Linked DNA regions of Homo sapiens: region 1 is linked to region 2. Evidence: chromatin loops called from intact Hi-C (ENCODE). Cell type or tissue: A673. All regions are shown on one strand. Each heading gives the region's core, and the rest is flanking DNA. Links, peaks and the distances in the headings are about the cores only. Region 1 overlaps NAT10 (N-acetyltransferase 10). Region 2 has its middle 6.4 kb from the start of LINC02721.

The links. Peaks named below come from ENCODE experiments on the same cell type or tissue, not always from the same donor. Only the 100,000 strongest peaks of a DNase experiment are listed, where the experiment ranks them.
Region 1: a loop joins it to region 2, with 2.3 times the contacts of the local background. A loop is called at or near these places in 2 of 110 quality-filtered maps.

The regions. Positions count from the first base shown.
Region 1 is chr11:34,145,181-34,153,505 of GRCh38, forward strand. NAT10 (N-acetyltransferase 10) reads left to right here. Exons shown (of 29, transcript NM_024662.3): 29 at 904-1,728. The coding sequence ends at 1,012. It overlaps ABTB2 (ankyrin repeat and BTB domain containing 2), which reads right to left. Exons shown (of 17, transcript NM_145804.3): 17 at 5,807-7,404. The coding sequence ends at 7,207. Among named protein-coding and RNA genes, the nearest start is that of NAT10, 44 kb to the left of the region's middle. RefSeq lists enhancers at 1-30, 261-430, 4,740-5,269. In A673, for the core only: a CTCF peak has its summit at 4,787 (motif pointing right); DNase peaks (open chromatin) are centred at 4,781 and 5,591; H3K27ac peaks cover 5,320 bases.
Region 2 is chr11:33,824,590-33,832,916 of GRCh38, forward strand. No RefSeq gene overlaps it. Among named protein-coding and RNA genes, the nearest start is that of LINC02721, 6.4 kb to the left of the region's middle. RefSeq lists a silencer at 5,108-5,197. In A673, for the core only: CTCF peaks have their summits at 5,129 and 5,328; a DNase peak (open chromatin) is centred at 5,102; H3K4me3 peaks cover 841 bases.

The DNA.
Region 1 (8,325 bases), core at 326-8,325, 320 kb after region 2:
CAGAGCTTGGCCTTTCCTGCCATTTGTTTGGCCATTGCTGGTAGTGAGAAGCCTCTCGAGCCCAACAAACCAGTGTTGTGTGGTTGTTCATGTGCTTGATGGCTCTGAGTAAATGTGAAAGCTTGAACTTTGTGAGCTAAAAATACTGGTAGCTATCATTAAGTCCTCTGAGGCCTTTCTTTTTCTTCCTTTGAGAGGTACTTCATTCATATGATGTTAATGGTCTCTGGACTGAACTCTTCACGGTCTCCTTATAGGGAAGTATTTGTTCCCAGAGCAAAATTTAACCTGTAAGTTTCTTAATGGCAGGTGGCCGTTTGCTGAGTGATTCCTATGCCAGGATATCAATGAAGAATCCAGGGGCTGGTCGCAGGGTGTCACCTGAGTTACTGTTGTTTGGGTTTTCTTCTTCTCATATAGGAAAAATAAAATAATAGTAGCACATCAGAAAGTATGGCAGGGTTTTCCTTGGAGTCTCATGCCTTGTATTAAGGACTGTCTTCAGGGTCATTGGGATGAATATGTCTAGTTTCCAGAGTCACTGCAGTGGTGAGAGTGGTGGTGGGGAATCCTTGTGGTGCCTTAGGTCTGTCTTGGGAGAGGGGAGCAGAGTGTACTGCACCCTGAGGAGAACCCGGATTTCAGGTGTTAAGATCGAGATTTGTTCTTCCACAGACTAAGAGCTGGCTCAGGGCAGGAGCTGGTCTGTATGGTGTGTCCCCAGCCCCAGCACAATGCCTGCCCCCTAATAGGTTTGCAGAGAACATTAATGTCCAATTGGGTGGCCTACATCAAGTTTCAGACGGTGGAAACCCTTTTTGACAAAGCAAAGCAAGCTTAAAGCAGTCTCAGATGTTCAGATCTGTACATATTTCATTCTTTCTATTTTTGATTTTTCTCTAGTGACAAGAAAAGGAAGTTAGAGGCCAAACAAGAACCCAAACAGAGCAAGAAGTTGAAGAACAGAGAGACAAAGAACAAAAAAGATATGAAACTGAAGCGGAAGAAATAGTGAAGAGAAACTCGGGCATCTGTGTTTGATCATGGGAAGATACTCTCACTAACTGAACCCTCTCTGGCTGGACTGTTAAAAGCAACGAGAGGCCCCGGCACACCTGGAAGCTGGCCGCGAATTCGGCCTCTGGGCCTGTGTGTCTGTGAGCTCAACCTGGCTAAAGGCAGAGTCACTCCCAAATGGGTCTCTTTAGAACTTGATGGCTGGGCACTGCCATCTCTAGAATTGCCACGAGTCTCTCTCTTCCTGCCCAGTCCAGGGCCCTCCTTTCCTATAAGTTCATATTTTGCTTTGAGCCAGCTTTTTAGTCTCATTCCCACACATGTGGAAGCCACGTTGCCTCTCGACCGCCTGAGGCCCTTAAGTACATCGCTTTCTGGTGGTGCCCAGGAGGCTGCTGCTGGGCCGCTGGGTCTCTCTTTGTGGACTTGTACCTGGAGCAGGAGGAACTCCAGTCCGTCCCGGCATCCATGGCAGCCCGCGGTTAGGTGCGCCAGGGTTTGCTGATGTTGTCTTGTGCTGTTCCACTCTTGGCTCCAGCAGACCCACTGTCCCAGAAAAGCCTGATCCTGTAGTTTATGTAGAATGCCACATCTGCGTCCTCAAGACCTGTTTCATCCATTTGGGAAAAGATGTTGGGAAAGGCCACTTTGCTCGCAGGGGTGAGGGGAAGGATAGAGAATCTATTTTTAATAAATAACATTCTAGAAAGATCAGCTGCCTGTGAGTGTTCTGAAATCCACGCACCTGGACGTTTCTTCTGGTGGGTCTTGGCTGCCTGGTGGAATTTGGAAGGTGTTGGTATCAAGGTCAAAGGTGAGCAGTGTGTCTAGGGCTTCCCAGCCCAGGAGTCTGCGGGAGAAGTGGCAGGTGGCTATGGTCACCTCGAGGGGCTTGGTGTGGTGGCTGGAAGCCAGCTAGAACTGCCTCATTTCCTTCCCAGCTCCTTCCAGGTCACTTGGTCCCTTCCATTTGTTGGGAACAGAGGTAACCTGGTGGCTTTACACATACTTTGGTATGTTTGTTTAATGGTATCCAGGCTAATGAGTCTGCAGCCCCGATATGTTGTCTAGGTTCAGAGAAGGACAGGGAAGGAAACGGTAACTTCTCAGCCTAAGGGTATTTCATATACAGCTCCTAGGACTCGTCCCCACAGGGAGAAGAGCAGGTTCTGTATGCGACCCTAGGGCTGCTGAGGCTTGTCACCGAGGCTGTCAGGACATGAGCCTAGGGGTCTTTCGTTTCTTGGGACTGAAGTTTCCTGGCCACAGACCTCTGTTAGGTCTGTAGGAAATTTTGCTGGAGGCAGGGAGGGGGCATGAAAATAATTTTTATTTATTTTCTCAGGTGGGTGCCTGAACCTGCCTTTCAAAGAGGGTTTTCTTAGACCGTGGCCAGAAGCAGAGTCACATGCTCAAATGGTCAGAGCTGGATGGGACTGTGCAAGTTGTCCAGGCATATCATCCTACAGGTAAGGAAGCTTTTGTTTAGTGTCTCTACCCTCAAAGTCTCCCCGGCTGGCTCTGCTTTGGGGTGCAAGGTGAGGGCTCTGGAGGTAGACTGCTCTGCCCTGACGCTCACCGTGGCCTTGGGCAGGTTACTTCATCCTACCTGCCCTTCAGGTCCATTTCTGCAAAATTTGAGTGGTAGGAATAGCACCTCCGTCACGGGACTGTGGTGAGAAGTGGGTGGGGTAGAATGGGAAACGTTTAGAACAGTGCCTGGCACATAGCAAGTGCCTCTGGGTTCTGGGCACTCATCAGATCTAACTAGAGGAGCCGCTCAAGTTCAGTTACATGCCAGCTCTAAGAATACTCAATAAGGACTAGCTGTGGTGTTCTTTTGAAAACAGACAGGGTCTTGCTCTGTTGCCCAAGCTGGAGTGCGGTGGCTCAATCATAGCTCATTGCAGCTTTGAACTCTTGGGCTGAAGCCATTCTCCCACCTCAGCCTTCCAAGCAGCTGGGAAGGTGCTCACCACCACACCTGCCTAATTTTAAAAATTATGTACAGATGGAGTCTCAATATGTTGCCCAGGTTGGTCTGGAACTCTGGCCTCAAGTGATCCGCCTGGGCCTCCCAGAGTATAGGGATTAGAGGCATGAGCCACCACACTTGGCCAGGACTGGCCATGTTATAAAACCACAACCTAAGCTAGAAAAGGAGTCTCCCTTGGCCAGCGAAGAGCATGCATTTTGCAGTCAGACTTGTCTGGCTCTGTATAATATCTCTGTATCCTTGGACAAGGCCTCTTTATTTGCAAAGTGTGTGTTCCTAAACACACGCTTGGGTCTTTGCATTTTATGGTCATGATCTTGGGTTCTCCTTCAAACCTGAAAAGGCATGTCTCCCCCACACCTCACCATCTGGCCCCCAGACAGAGTGACATCTGTAAAGCTTGGCTGTCTTAGGAAATGTCACTTGCGAAATGAATTCAGATAGGCCAGCCATGAGTGCTGTCACCAGAAGGGGAAGAGCCTGAAGAAGCCTGAACAAAGAAGGTTACTAAATGGTCACCCCCCATACCCCCTCGCCAGGCGGGGCTAATGCCGGCCTGCTTCAGTGCTTCCACTGCTCATCTGGCCCGGAAGTCCCGGAGGACTCCGGATGACCAGGAGACGGGACACAAAGGGGGCCGCTGAGGCTGGGAGGTGGGGGAGGGGCAGAAATAAGTGACCGTCACCTTGGAAAAATGTAGACTCATTATCTGAGGCCTGTTACAACACCCGCAGCCATTCTGCAGGCCTGGAGGAGGGGGTGGGGTCGGAAGCCCCTTGGGCTGGAATAGACAATTTCAGGGGATTGCCCCTGAGGGGGCATGCCCTTGATTCTACAAACAATTGGTTCCAGTTAAACATCATCTGGATCCTGCAAAGCGGACTTGAAAGGCAGCCTGAAAGGGAGAGGCCGGGGCTTCCTGCTTGGGCTGGTTCCGTTGAGAAAGCTCTAGCCACCTGGTATCTGGCACGGGGACTAATGTGGAAAAGGATAACTGGCCTTCCAGGCCGAGAGCCTAAAGGAAAGCTTCAGGAGAAGATTTGAATGCAGGAAAGAAACCAGACAGCCTCAAAAAGGACAATCTCAGTGTTAGCCCTGTCGGTGCAGGAGCAGACTGGTACCTGCCACCTCTGGAGAGGTGTTTTCTTTGGAGACGGCTAAGGCGCCAGCTTATGCTTGCCTGTGGACCCACTGGAGCCGAGTGAAATCCCTGTAGATGCAACCCATGCTCACAGCACCTGGGTCCTCAAGGGCTCCAGTAAGAGGGTAACTCCCCCAAGCCTGCCTGTGGCTGCTCATAGCAGGCGGAGCAGGGCAGGCCGTGAGCAGTGGCCCGGAATTAGGAGGTCCAGCTGCCTGGGTAAGTGATCATTTCTGTTTGAGTCCTAGCCCCTTGGAAGCATGTCTGCTTTTTTTTGGTAATTATTTTAATTTTAAATGTTTATTCAAAAATGTATTCCTGCTACCCACAGGCTCCAAGGGGCCCGCTCCCTCCTTCCTACCTCCACTTTCTCTCAACCCCCCACTCACCCTCTCAAGAGAGGAAATGGTGGATCCCTCATCTGGAGCCAGAATGCAACTAGATCTTGCTTTCTAGGCTGGGTACGGACCAAGGCATGTCCTGCAGGGATGGGGGAACTTGTGGGGACGCTGGACACAGACCCATGAAGGGCAGCCACTTTGAATGGCAAGTGCTGGGGACGGACAGCCCGCTCCACCACCGTCTTGGGCCACTGCACAGGAAGATGGTGTGGGGGAGTGCGCCCCCTCCTAGTGGCCCCCAGAGGGCACCATGGGTCTGTGCGGCCACAGGTCCCCAGGCTGGGCCTCGAGCTGCCCTGCGCAGCTCCTGCTGGAATTGGGCTTTGCCAGGGACTGGGATCTTTATGTCGTTCCCCTAACGCCTGAGTCACGGCCGGTCACTGACCCACAGCCACTTTGGTTCAGGTTCTCAGTGACCTTAGGAATTTCTATACCTGTTTCAGGCAGGCAGGCAGGCGACTTTTTTTTTGAGAGAGAGTCTTGCTTTGTTGTCCAGGCTGAGGTGCAGGGGTGATCATAGCTCACTGCAGCCTCGAACCCCTGGGCTCTGTGATCCTCCCACCTCAGCCTCCTGAGCAGCTGGGAATACAGATGTGCACCACTATGCCCAGCTAACTGGCAGGGAATGTTTTAAAAACTTATATTTGTGCCTGAACTTTGCACCTAAAACTACAGCCATAACTCCAGTACACTCTTGGACCTGAGTCGGCGCCTCACCATCTCCCTCCATTACCTCTGCTAGTGGCCTTGTGGTGGTACAGCCAGCTTAGCTTAGCTGGGCCTGGGGGCAGCAGTCACCCAGGGATAGGTCCCTCAAATCAATCAGGCCAGGTCAGGCCTGGGTGAAGGAGGCCCTGCTGCCACTTTGGTGGGCTGTGCCATTTGGGGATGTGCCTCTGAAGACAACCCCCAAAATAGCTCCCACATAAAGGGCCGTGGAGGGGATGGGAGTGGAGATCAGGAAAGCCTGATAGTGTCATATTCCTCAGTCATTTGGTGTCTGTCCAGCTCAGTGGCACACATGTGCTTAATTAAATGTGAGCGTGGGCGGGTGAGGAATGGATCCAGGCTTCGTTTCTGGAGAGAGGCGAGTGCTGGGTGGCCACAGCAATGGCTTTGGTAGGGTCTTGGCTCTGAGAGGGGGGAGACCTGAGTAACAGCGTTAGCTCTGGGATCTCTTCCTGGTCCTAAGGGGCTCCTCCCCAGTTCTGAACTCTGAGTAACCCTCTACCAGGAGCAGTGAGGCCAAGGTCATTGTTAATGAGTGTTTATTGTTAATAAAACCATAGTACATTTACAGTAAGTGACAACATTATTGTACAGTTAAAGTATCATACAATATTACAGCAATAAAATAATGCCTATTTCTTTGTACATCCAGCCAAGCAGCTAGTCAAAATATTTTCCAGAATTGCAAGCCCCTGGGGGCTTTTCAGGGTGACCTGAGTGCCACCTTCTGAAATGCCTGGGGCTTTTGGTGAATAAATAGTTTTTAAGGTGCGGCCAGACAGCTGAAGAAGTTGCACCCAGACAGACTGTGCCTGATGCTGCCCCAGTGTCTGGTCCATAAATATGACAGGTGTCAGGGGAGCCCAGGGCCTGCAGAATTCGAGGGCAAGGCCGTGAGGGGACACAGCAGAAAGGCCTCTTCTCCTGGCCCTTACCTTCCATCAATGCCCTGTCCTTTAATCTCCAAGAGTCACAGTCCCCAGTGGGACCTGTTTGCCCAGCTCTCAATCCTACATTAAAGGAGCCGAGAGACTTGACCAGGGGACTCTGCTTCATCGCCCCCACAAAGGCAACCTAGTCTAGGCCTGAGGTTCCAGAATCCACCCATTTACTTTGGCCCCTAAAACCAGCAGCAAAACAAGAGCTGAGGCCATTCCTACACAGCACCCCATCCCCTACCCCTTGCCCCTCCATGCCAGACTTAGCTCAGAAACCATCAAGCTGGGGAACTGCCCTCTGCTGCTAACTGAGCAAGCTGGTAGTCCTGATGGGAGGGACTCTGGAAGCCCAGGCACCAAAGACAATGGGGGAACTCCGGGTGGCAGCAGTCGTGGTGGCAGGGGGGGGTCCACAGGCCACTGGATGCCCACATTAAGCCTGTCAAACCTTTGAAGAACAAGTTTGGGGATTTGGGCAGCCTTTGCTATGTGACATTTAGGAAGAAAAATACCAGCTTTTGAATTACTGCAGACGACTGGGGGCCTAGGCAGTATGCATTCTATACATTCATAAGGATTCCTGTACCCCCAGGAGCCCCAGTTGGGATGGTCTGAGTTTACTGAGGCCCTAGGGGTGAGTAGAGCTTGGAGGGCCTGGGCGGAGGTGGATCAGGATCAGCTGCTGACCTGCAGGAGGGGAGAGCGACACCCCGGGGGAGTGCATGGCTGCCCTTGAGTTGCAAACTGAGATGGGGAGGAGGGCCACCAGTTAGCTACATCTCCCCTTTGCCCATCAGTGATTGAACAAACAGCTCTAGGGCAGAGGAGATGAGGGTGAGCTGCCCGGTGACAGGGGGGACATCTGGGGGAGGAGGAGGAAACAGCCCCGTGAACCTGGCTCCAAGAGGGCCTACAACCATACCCCGACATGGTGGGCCCTGGCACCTCCACAGGCCCTGGCCTCGGCAGCCTCCGCCCCCTGCCTCACACCCGGGAGGTGATGTAGACAGAGTGCACGCGCTCTGCCAGGGTGTTCTGCAGGTCCTGCAGTGGATCCAGGCCCTGCACTTTGCTGCTGCGGCCGTAGATGAGCTGCCGGAAGGCATCCTGCTCCAGTAGGGCCTTCATGTGCTTGAGGAAGAAGCCCTCACAGAACAGGGCCAGTTCTGGGGCATTGTGGATCTGTAGGGCAGAGAGAGGAGGGGTGAAGCCCATCGCCTTAGTACAGCCCCACTCACCCTCACCCCCAAATACTACCTACCCATGGCCACAGCCCTGATTAAGCCCCACTCTGGCCAGGGTAGGCGTTCCCTGTCCCTGCATCCTGAGGCCACCTCTGCTATATCTGAACTGTTCAGCCCCCGTCATTTTCCTGCCTGTGTCATACTGTCATGCTGCCCTGTTAAGTGGCAGTCATCCCTGTTGGGTTGGAAGTTCCCTTCCTAAGGGTGGGAACGGGGACTGTCCACCACTGGGTGTCCAGGGCTCAGCACCAGGCCTGGCATGTGACTGTGCACATGGTAAATGCTGGATAAAGATGTTCACTCAACACATATCAAGGGGCCGCTCTGGGTTTTCAGTTCTGAGGTCAAGATCTCTGCAGTGCTGCTGATGTCCTAGTTTGGGAGAGACAGACAGAATCTGAGGAACCAAAGACAAGGTAACTGCAGAAGACTGTGAAGGAGGTAAAGCCAACGTGACAGGATGGCTTGTGAGAGGCCAGGGGAGGCCTGGGGACACCAGTTGTGAAGATGAAGGGCGGGAAAGAGCTTTACAGGAAAAGGGAAGTGTCACAAAAGTCCTGGGGTCTGGGCACGCTGAGAAGGAAGCATGGCAGAGTGAGGGGAGATGTGGGCAGGACCTTGGGGGCCTTGGAAGGCATGATAAGGGCTGGCTATTATTTAGCCTGCAGTAGGTGGAAAACCTTTGGTGGGATTAAGTATGGGAGTAACACAGTCTTTGTACTTTTTTGGGGGGCGGGGGTTGTGTTGAGACAAAGTCTTGCTCTTGCCCAAGCTGGAGTGCGCATGATCACAGCTCACTACAGTCTCAACCTCCCGGGCTCAACTGATCTTCCTGCCTCAGCCTCCTGAGCAACTGGGA
Region 2 (8,327 bases), core at 159-8,158:
CCAATTTGGATGTCCTTTATTTATTTCTCTCGTCCGATTGCTCTAGCTAGGACTTCCAGTACTATGTCAAATAGCAGTGGTGAAAGTAGGCACCCTTATCATGTTCTTGATCTTAAAGACTTTCAGTTTTTCCCCATTCAGTATGATATTAGCAGTGGGTTTGTCATATATGGCATTTATTATGTTGAGGTATGTTCCTTCTATACCCAGTTTTTTGAGGGTTTTTATCACGAAGGGATGCTAAATGTTATCAAAAGCTTTTTCAGCATCAGTGGAGTGATCATATGGTTTTTATCCTTTATTCTCTTGATACGATGTATCACATTGATTGATTTGCATATGTTGAACGATCCTTGCATCCCAAGGATAAACCCCATTTGGCCATGATGAATTATCTTTCTAATGTATTTTTTAAGTTGGTTTGCTAGTATTTTCTTGAGGATTTTTTACATCGATATTCATCAGATATTGGCCCATAATTTTCTCTTTTGGATATGTCTTTTTCTGGTTTTAGTATCAGGTTAATACTGGCCTCATAGAACAAGTTTAGAAGTATTCCTTTCTCCTCTATTTTTTGGAAAAGTTTGAGTAGGATTAGTATTAGTTCTTTTTTCTTTCTTTTTTCTTCTCTCTTTTTTTTTTTTTTTTTTTTTGAGACAGGGTCTCACTCTGTCAATTAGGCTGGTGTGCAGTGCCGTGATCTTGGCTCACTGCAACCTCCGCCTCCACCTTCTGGGTTCAAGCAGTTCTCCCACCTCCAGCTCCCCAGTAGTGGGACTGCAGTATTTTGCCACCACACCTGGCTAATTTTTATATTTTTTTTTGGTAGAGATGAAATTTCACCATGTTGGCCAGGCTGGTCTTGAACTCCTGACTTTAAGTGATCCACCTTCCTCTGCCTTCCAAAGTGCTGGGATTACAGGCATGAACCACCACACCTGGCTGGTATCAGTTCTTCTTTAAATGTTTGGTAGAATTCAGCAGTGAAGCCACTGAGTCCCGGGCTTTTCTTTACTGGGAGAGTTCATTACAGCTTTGATCGCATTACTTGTTGTTAGTCAGTTCAGGTTTTTTATTTCTTTCTGGTTCAATATTGGTAGGTTGTATGTGTCTAGGAATTTGTCCATTTCTTTTAGATTTTCCAATTTGTAGGCATATAGTTGCTCATAGTAGCCACTAATGATCCTTTGAATTTCTGCAGTATCAGTTGTAATGTCTCCTTTTTCATTTCTGATTTTATTTATTTGGATCGTCTCTCTTTTTTTTTTTTTGTAGGCTGGCTAAAGGACTGTCAATTTTGTTTAGATTCGCTTATCTTTACCTTTGAGCACTAATTCTAATCTGACTGGTAGCAGCAAATGGTTATACAAAGATATGAGGGTATTTCTTGTGTTCCTTCTTTATTTTGAAATTGTGGCTCTGGGCTGCTGGCCTCAGATGGATTCCCACAGCTGGATGTTCTCATTCCACAGGATCCAAATTCCAGCCCAGGCCTCAACCCTTCACATCTTGATAGTCACAGTAGTACCCATGACTCTTTCACAATTTAAGACCTTTACTGTATATTTGAAGATACAATTACAAAAATAAATCTGCATGCAAAATAAAGTGTGTCTTTTGGGAACAACAAAATGGGCCTATATAATCAACCTCTCAGTTTAAAAATAAATGTTGAGTACCTCCTACATGCCAGTCACTGTTCTGTATAGAGCTGTGAACAAAATGGACAAAGTCCCAGCTCTCATGGAAATGATGTGTGTGGGTGCTGGAGTAGCATGAACAATGAGTACACAGATGACATGTCCATCCCTGAGTGGGCAGAGTTCTAGAAACTATCAAAAACTGAGATGACCTGCCTGTGTGCTGACTTCTCTCTCCTTCTGGAAGTAAGCTTTGATGAAAAAGAACACGAACTAAAAATGTTACGAATGTTCAACACACCCATTCCTCCCTTTGAAGGCTAAGATGAATTGGATCAAATCTTGAGAGGAGTAATTTTAACTGCCATGTCCCAGGGAACAGCTCGGTCCCCAGAGGCTGCTCTTGTCTTCAGACCTTATCTTACCCAAAGCCTCTCCCAAAGAGTATCTGAGTTACAAAGAAAACAAGTTTTGCTTCAGCCCCTGCCATGGCCTAGCAGTATATTTTACTACTTTTTGTCTCCCTAGATTTGCCTATTCTGGATTCTTCGTATAAATGGAATCATACAATAGGTGGCCTTTTGTGTCTGACTTCTTTTACTTAGCATAATGTTTTCAAGGTTTATTCCTGTTGTAGCATATTCAGTACTTCATTCATTTTTATTGCCAAATAATATTTCATTGTATAGATATACCAAGTTTTGTTTATCCACTCATTCACTGATGGACATTTAGGTTGTTTCTACCTTTTGATTATTAGGAACAGAGCTGCTATAAATATTATTAAAAACTTGCATGTATTTATGCAAGTTTTTGTGTGGACATATGTTTTTAATTATCTTGGGTATGTACCTAGGAGTAAAATTGCTGGATCATATAGCAACTCAATATTTAACTTTCCAAGACACCAAGAATCTGTTTTCCAAATGGTTGCACCATTTTACAATCTGATCAGTAACGTATAAGGGTTCCAATTTCTTCACATCCTCACCAACATTTGTCATGAGCATCTGCTCTTTTCTTCCCCAAATCATCTTTTTTCTCAGATCCCTCACTTTTTGCTCTGGCTCATAAAATACCTCTAAGTGTTGTTGAAATGCCAAGATTAATTTGAATCAAAGCTTGGGCCCTCGCGTGGGGAAAGAGAACCCGACAAGGTTCCTGCTTTTGTATTTGCTCTTCTGACTCACGCCCACCAAAAACCTCATTGCTCACTTTCCACATCAGGTATTCTTCATCAGATTCAAGCTCTGTTAGAGATTGTCTCTGAGAGACACCCACCATCTGTCTTTTTGAAGTCAAGCTTATATTTTCTGAACAAAAGAAAATCCAGCTTTAAGCTTCTCCAGCTCTGGTTAGCTTCATTCAGGACTCTTTCTCCTCTTAGTGTTTTACAAAAGACCTTGTCCAATGTTGAGCTATTTCCAATCTCTTTTTCCTAGTGTCTTCTTCTTTCTCTTTTCCTGTGTTTTTAATCTGCAGATTTTCTCCTTGCATTTGGTTGATTCTTCAAGCCTTGTGATTGCATCTTTATGTCTAGTCACTTCCTCGGAGACTTTGTTTTCTACGCTGGTACTTCCAAATAAGGTCTTTATTGCTCTAACTTATCTTCATACTGCTAATATAATTAGAACTTCTTCGCTTTATTTAAAAATATCTTTAAACTGTTCCTCAGTGACTAGATATCATTTTATCTTGAAGACAAGAGGCTTCCCCAGAAGAAATTGACACCCTGCATTGCAGGCTTCCAGACCATTTTAAGAAAAACAATCCCTCCTAAGGTCTTTAGACAGGGGGTTCAGGATGATGGAGACTGTACCCATGTCCAGCATAAAGGATGGAGGGGAAGGAATATTAACCAAAGCAGCCTTGATGCCAGGCCCCAGTCTGTTAAGAAGAAAATTTTTTGAAAGTTCCCCAATTCACATTGGAGCCACATTCAACATGCTTTATAGGTGTTGAAACAATCTCAGAGGGGCTGACTGACTGGGTCTGTCTGACTCTAAAGTTCTTTCTGTTGCAACTTGCTGCCTCCCCAAGTGAGACAATGGGAAGCTGAGCTCTAAGTTGTGGGGTTTCCACAATCATCATGAAATACCAACCAAATATATGTATATATGCATATATAATGGTGTATGATATATATTGCATGATGAAAAGATGACTTTTTTTTTTTTTAAAGCTAAAAGTCCCTGAATAAATCTTACAGGGAAATTTTAAGAGTTCAGTGAAAAAATTAGTGTTTGTAAAATGCTTAACACAGAGCTTGGTCCACAGAAAGTGCTCAATAAAAGGAGCTGCTATATACTATTATTAATAACTATTATTAATCCTCCTCATCATCATTGTCAAAACAAGGCTCGCAGACTTAAACTGCACATATGTTATAAGAAAAGGTGCTAAAACCCGAATCCTGGACTATTAGCTACATATGCTACTATCTTTCAACTAAACTGTACGGCTCTTACTGGGTAAATGTAGCCAAGTAAAACATGGTCTTCTGATTAGTGTAGGTAATATGTTCATTTTAAGATAGCGTCAAATCCATGATCAGTCTCCGTGCAGAGAACAAGCCCTCTCTGCGTTGCATTTGGGAAGGGGCCTCCCTTGCTGTTCTGCGGGGCTGGCTGGATCTTGTTCTCCTCTCCGAGTTGGAGGACCCCATTCCTGAGCAGCCGCTGGACGAAACCCGGCCCTGGGATCCCGCGAGGTCCCCGGGAGGCGCCTCAAAAGCCAGCCTGGAGCCCCGCAGCGGGGCGGAGGAGAATTTTGGGCCCGGGCTTGGGTCCCCGTACCCCGGGCATCACCTAATATCACCACCCCTCTCCCCGGGTCCCCACAAAGGCATCAAGCCAGGCCCCTCGTCACTGCCTCCACTGCGCCCTCCTGTCCCTCCTCCTTTCCTCGCCTTCGCGCGGGACGAAGTGGCCGGCGATGTCCCGAAAGCGGGGCGTCGGTGCCTCCCCCTCGGCGCCCCAGCTCGGCTCGCGGTGACCCTGCAGCCCAGGGCCGCAGCCAGGGACTCCCCACACCGAGCCTCCAAAGAGCCAGGCTTCGAAAGCTGCCCGTCCCTGTCAGCGCGGCAGGCGGTCCCGGAGCCAGGTCCCAGCGCCTCCCAAGGCGGGGGGAGGGGGCGGCCCCCACACCTGGACCCGCGGACACCTGGGCGGAACCCCAAGCCGCAGCGATAGAACGGCCCTTTGGAAATCAGATTACCTGGATCCTGGTTTTCTCCGCATTCATTTCCCTTCTTGTTCCCGAGTTCCACCAAGAGGAATTGAGTTCTGCCCCTTTCAGCGGCGCAACTGGGTTAACTGGGGAGCTCTGGACCCTATGATCTCGGCATCTTCATGGCCATGCTTATAACCCATGTTGCTTTGAGTTTACATGTCATCTTGGCATTTGCTAAGGTCCTATTCGAACTTTTCAGTCTTGAGGCAGACTCCTTAGAAGGAGTTAAGAGAATAGCAAGGGTAAGCAGTGCCCCTGTGTGGCCAAAATGGTGGTGGCAGGAAAACCAATGAGAAAACACAAAGGCAAATCCACGAATATGAGGGTCAGCTCTAGGTTTGGCCTCCCCTTTACAAGTTTCTTCTGCACTTTCCACTCCAGAAAGCCTGGCTTTGATTTTGTTTTGGACATGGCAATTTATACTCACTTTTTATCCGGTTATTCTCTCACTTCATGTGGATTGGAGCCCCAGATGTGCCCAGTCTCAGATTCGAGTCTGTCCTAGCCATAGAACACCAGTTCCCTCAAGGAGAGAGGTGGAGTCAAGATCAGGACCAACAGGACATCAGAGTTCAGGGCTGTCTGATGAATTCAAGGAGATTCTTATTTAATCCATTTTCCATAGGAAACATCGACTCCTGGAAGAAGTTGGTGTGGGCTGCCTGGGAAAGGAGGTTTAGCATCATATGTGGGCTGGTGGTGGTGTGCTCTGGCTAACTTAACATCAAGGGATAGGGAGGTTCTGTCCTCAGACCCAACTGAGTTCCCATCATCCCCCACACCATGCCACCCATCAGTGAGTACAACCTGTAGGGATGCCCTGGAGGCCAAACTTCCCCTAAGTGCTGGGCTTTCAGCTTCTCTTCCCAGAACATCAGACTGACTTAGCTTTGGAATAACTTGGAATTGCAGACTGAGCATTCTGAGAATTCTGGTGATGTTGCAGGGTAACCTGAAATGGGCTGCCCTCCAGTGGGGTTATTGGGCAGAGTAAGGGTCAGGATGGAAGTCTGCCACTTTAGCTGAGGCCAATTTATTATTCATTTATTTATTTATTTAGAGACAAATTCTCGCTCTGTCACCCAGGCTGGAGTGCAGTGGTGCGATCTCAGGTCACTGCAACTTCCACCCACCAGGCTCAAGTGTTCTCATACCTCAGTCTCCCGAGTGGCTGGGACTACAGGCATGCACCACCACGCCTGGCTAATTTTTGTATTTTTAGTAGAGACAGTGTTTTGCCATGTTGGACAGGCTGGTCATGAACTCCTGGCCTCAAATGATCCACCAGCCTCAGCCTCCCAATGTGCTGGGCTTACAGGCATGAGCCACCGCACCCAGCCAAGAAATTTAAGTACATTTTCCTTCTATTTATATTTTGTAAGGGGCAGAACCAGGATTTGGACCCAGGTGTCTAACTCTGGAAGCTAAAAGCTTTCCATTATAACAAGTTGCCTCACCTGAGCCCGACTTAAAATCAGGTGATCTCAGCTATACTGGACTCCAACAGGAGTCATTGCTATTTTCTTGCTGTTGTATTTTATTCAAGTTTAGAAAAAGAAATAGCCAAAAAGCTCAGGCAAGGAGCAGACAAGACACAAAGAACTCTGAGTTCTGCCTGGGGAAGGAGCAGGGGACATGAGTCACCTTCCCCTCTAGACACAGTACTGCAATAGGATAATCCTCTCCCAACTTCCAAATAGAAGTGGCCAAATTTAGTGGCAGGAGGAGCTAGGGGCAATGTGATTGCGACTCCCACCTCTATCCAGAGAACTGGCCCTAAAGCATCTCACCTGCTGTTTCACCGAGAGGCTCGTGGTCTCCAGCATCACCCAAGAGCTTCTTAGTAATACAGAATCTTAGGCCCCACACCCAACCCACTGAATCAGAATGTGCATTTTAACAAGATCCCCAGGTGATCCTCATGTACATTACAGTTGGAGAAGTGCCTAGAACTTGACCCTTCACCTCGTTATAACTCAGTAACTTCACTTGTGAATCAGGCACAATAGCACCTGCTTGACTCACCACTCCTGGCTGTATGAGGATCAGAGAGGACAATGTAGGAAGTTAGAGGCAGAGGTGTTCAGGAAGTTATCTCTCGTGCCCCCTCTACCTTCTCCACTGCCATGGAAGCCTAATCTCTCTCTCAGAGGGAGAAGACTAGCAGGTGGCTCTTCTCTGGAAGAGCAGAGGAAATCAGGGACCCTCAACAGCCCATCCTCCATGGCCCCTGGGGGAATCTCTGAAGATTCTAGCTTTTCAACTGAAAGTTAGGCTGTAATTGACACTGTGTAATCCAGTAGACGGAATTTTGCAGAAATAAATATGAAGCTTATATTTGGGTTTTTAAAAAATCAAATTAGGCTGGGTGCTGTGGCTCACGCCTATAATCCCAGCCCTTTGGGAGGCCGAGGCAGGTGGATCACCTGAGGTCAGGAGTTTGAAACCAGCCTGGCGAACGTGGAAAAACCCCATCTTTACTAAAAATACAAAAATTAGCCAGGCATAGTGGTGCATACCTGTAATCCCAACTACTCAGGAGGCTGAGACAGGAGAATCTCTTGAACTTGGGAGGCAGAGGGTGCAGTGAGCAGAGATCGCACCACTGCACTCCCGCCTGGGTGACAGGGCAAGACTCTGTCTCAAAAAAAAAAAAATCAAATTATATAACAAATTATTCATGTGTGTATATATATATATATAGATATTAGGTTGGTACAAAAGTAATTGCGGTTTTTGCATTGTTAGAATTTTCCGTTTGATATTGGAATAAAACATAAGGCAAGAAAAGATAAAATTAAGAACATAATTCTTATTTACATTTAAGAATGTAAATAAATGTGGTTACCGTATACATCATTTTAATGGGCATTTCTCGCTTTATGTTTTTTTGCTAGTTTATTTTATGTTTATTTTAGACTATGGAAATGATGTTAGACAAAAAGCAAATTCGAGTGATTTTCTTATTTGAGTTCAAAATGGGTTGTAAGGCAGCGGAGACAGCTCGCAACATCAGCAGTGCGTTTGGCCCAGGAACTGCTAACAAACATACAGTGCGGTGGTGGTGCAAGAAGTTTTGCAAAGGAGACAAGAGCCTTGAAGGTGAGGAATGTAGTGGCCAGCCGTCGGAAGCTGACAATGACTAATTGAGAGCCATCACTGAAGCTCATCCTCTTACAACTACATGAGAAGTTGCCGAAAAACTCAGCGTCGACCATCCTACTGTTGTTCGGCACTGAAAGCAAATTGGAAAGATGAAAAAGCTCGATAAGTGGGTGCCTCATGAGCGGAGTGAAAGTTTAAAGAAAAAACATCGTTGTGAAGTGTCGTCTTCTCTTATTCTACGCAACAGCAACGAACCATTTCTCAATCGGATTGTGATGTGCGCCGAAAAGTCGATTTTATACGACAACTGGCGATGACCACCTCAGTGACTGGACCCAGAAGAAGCTCCAA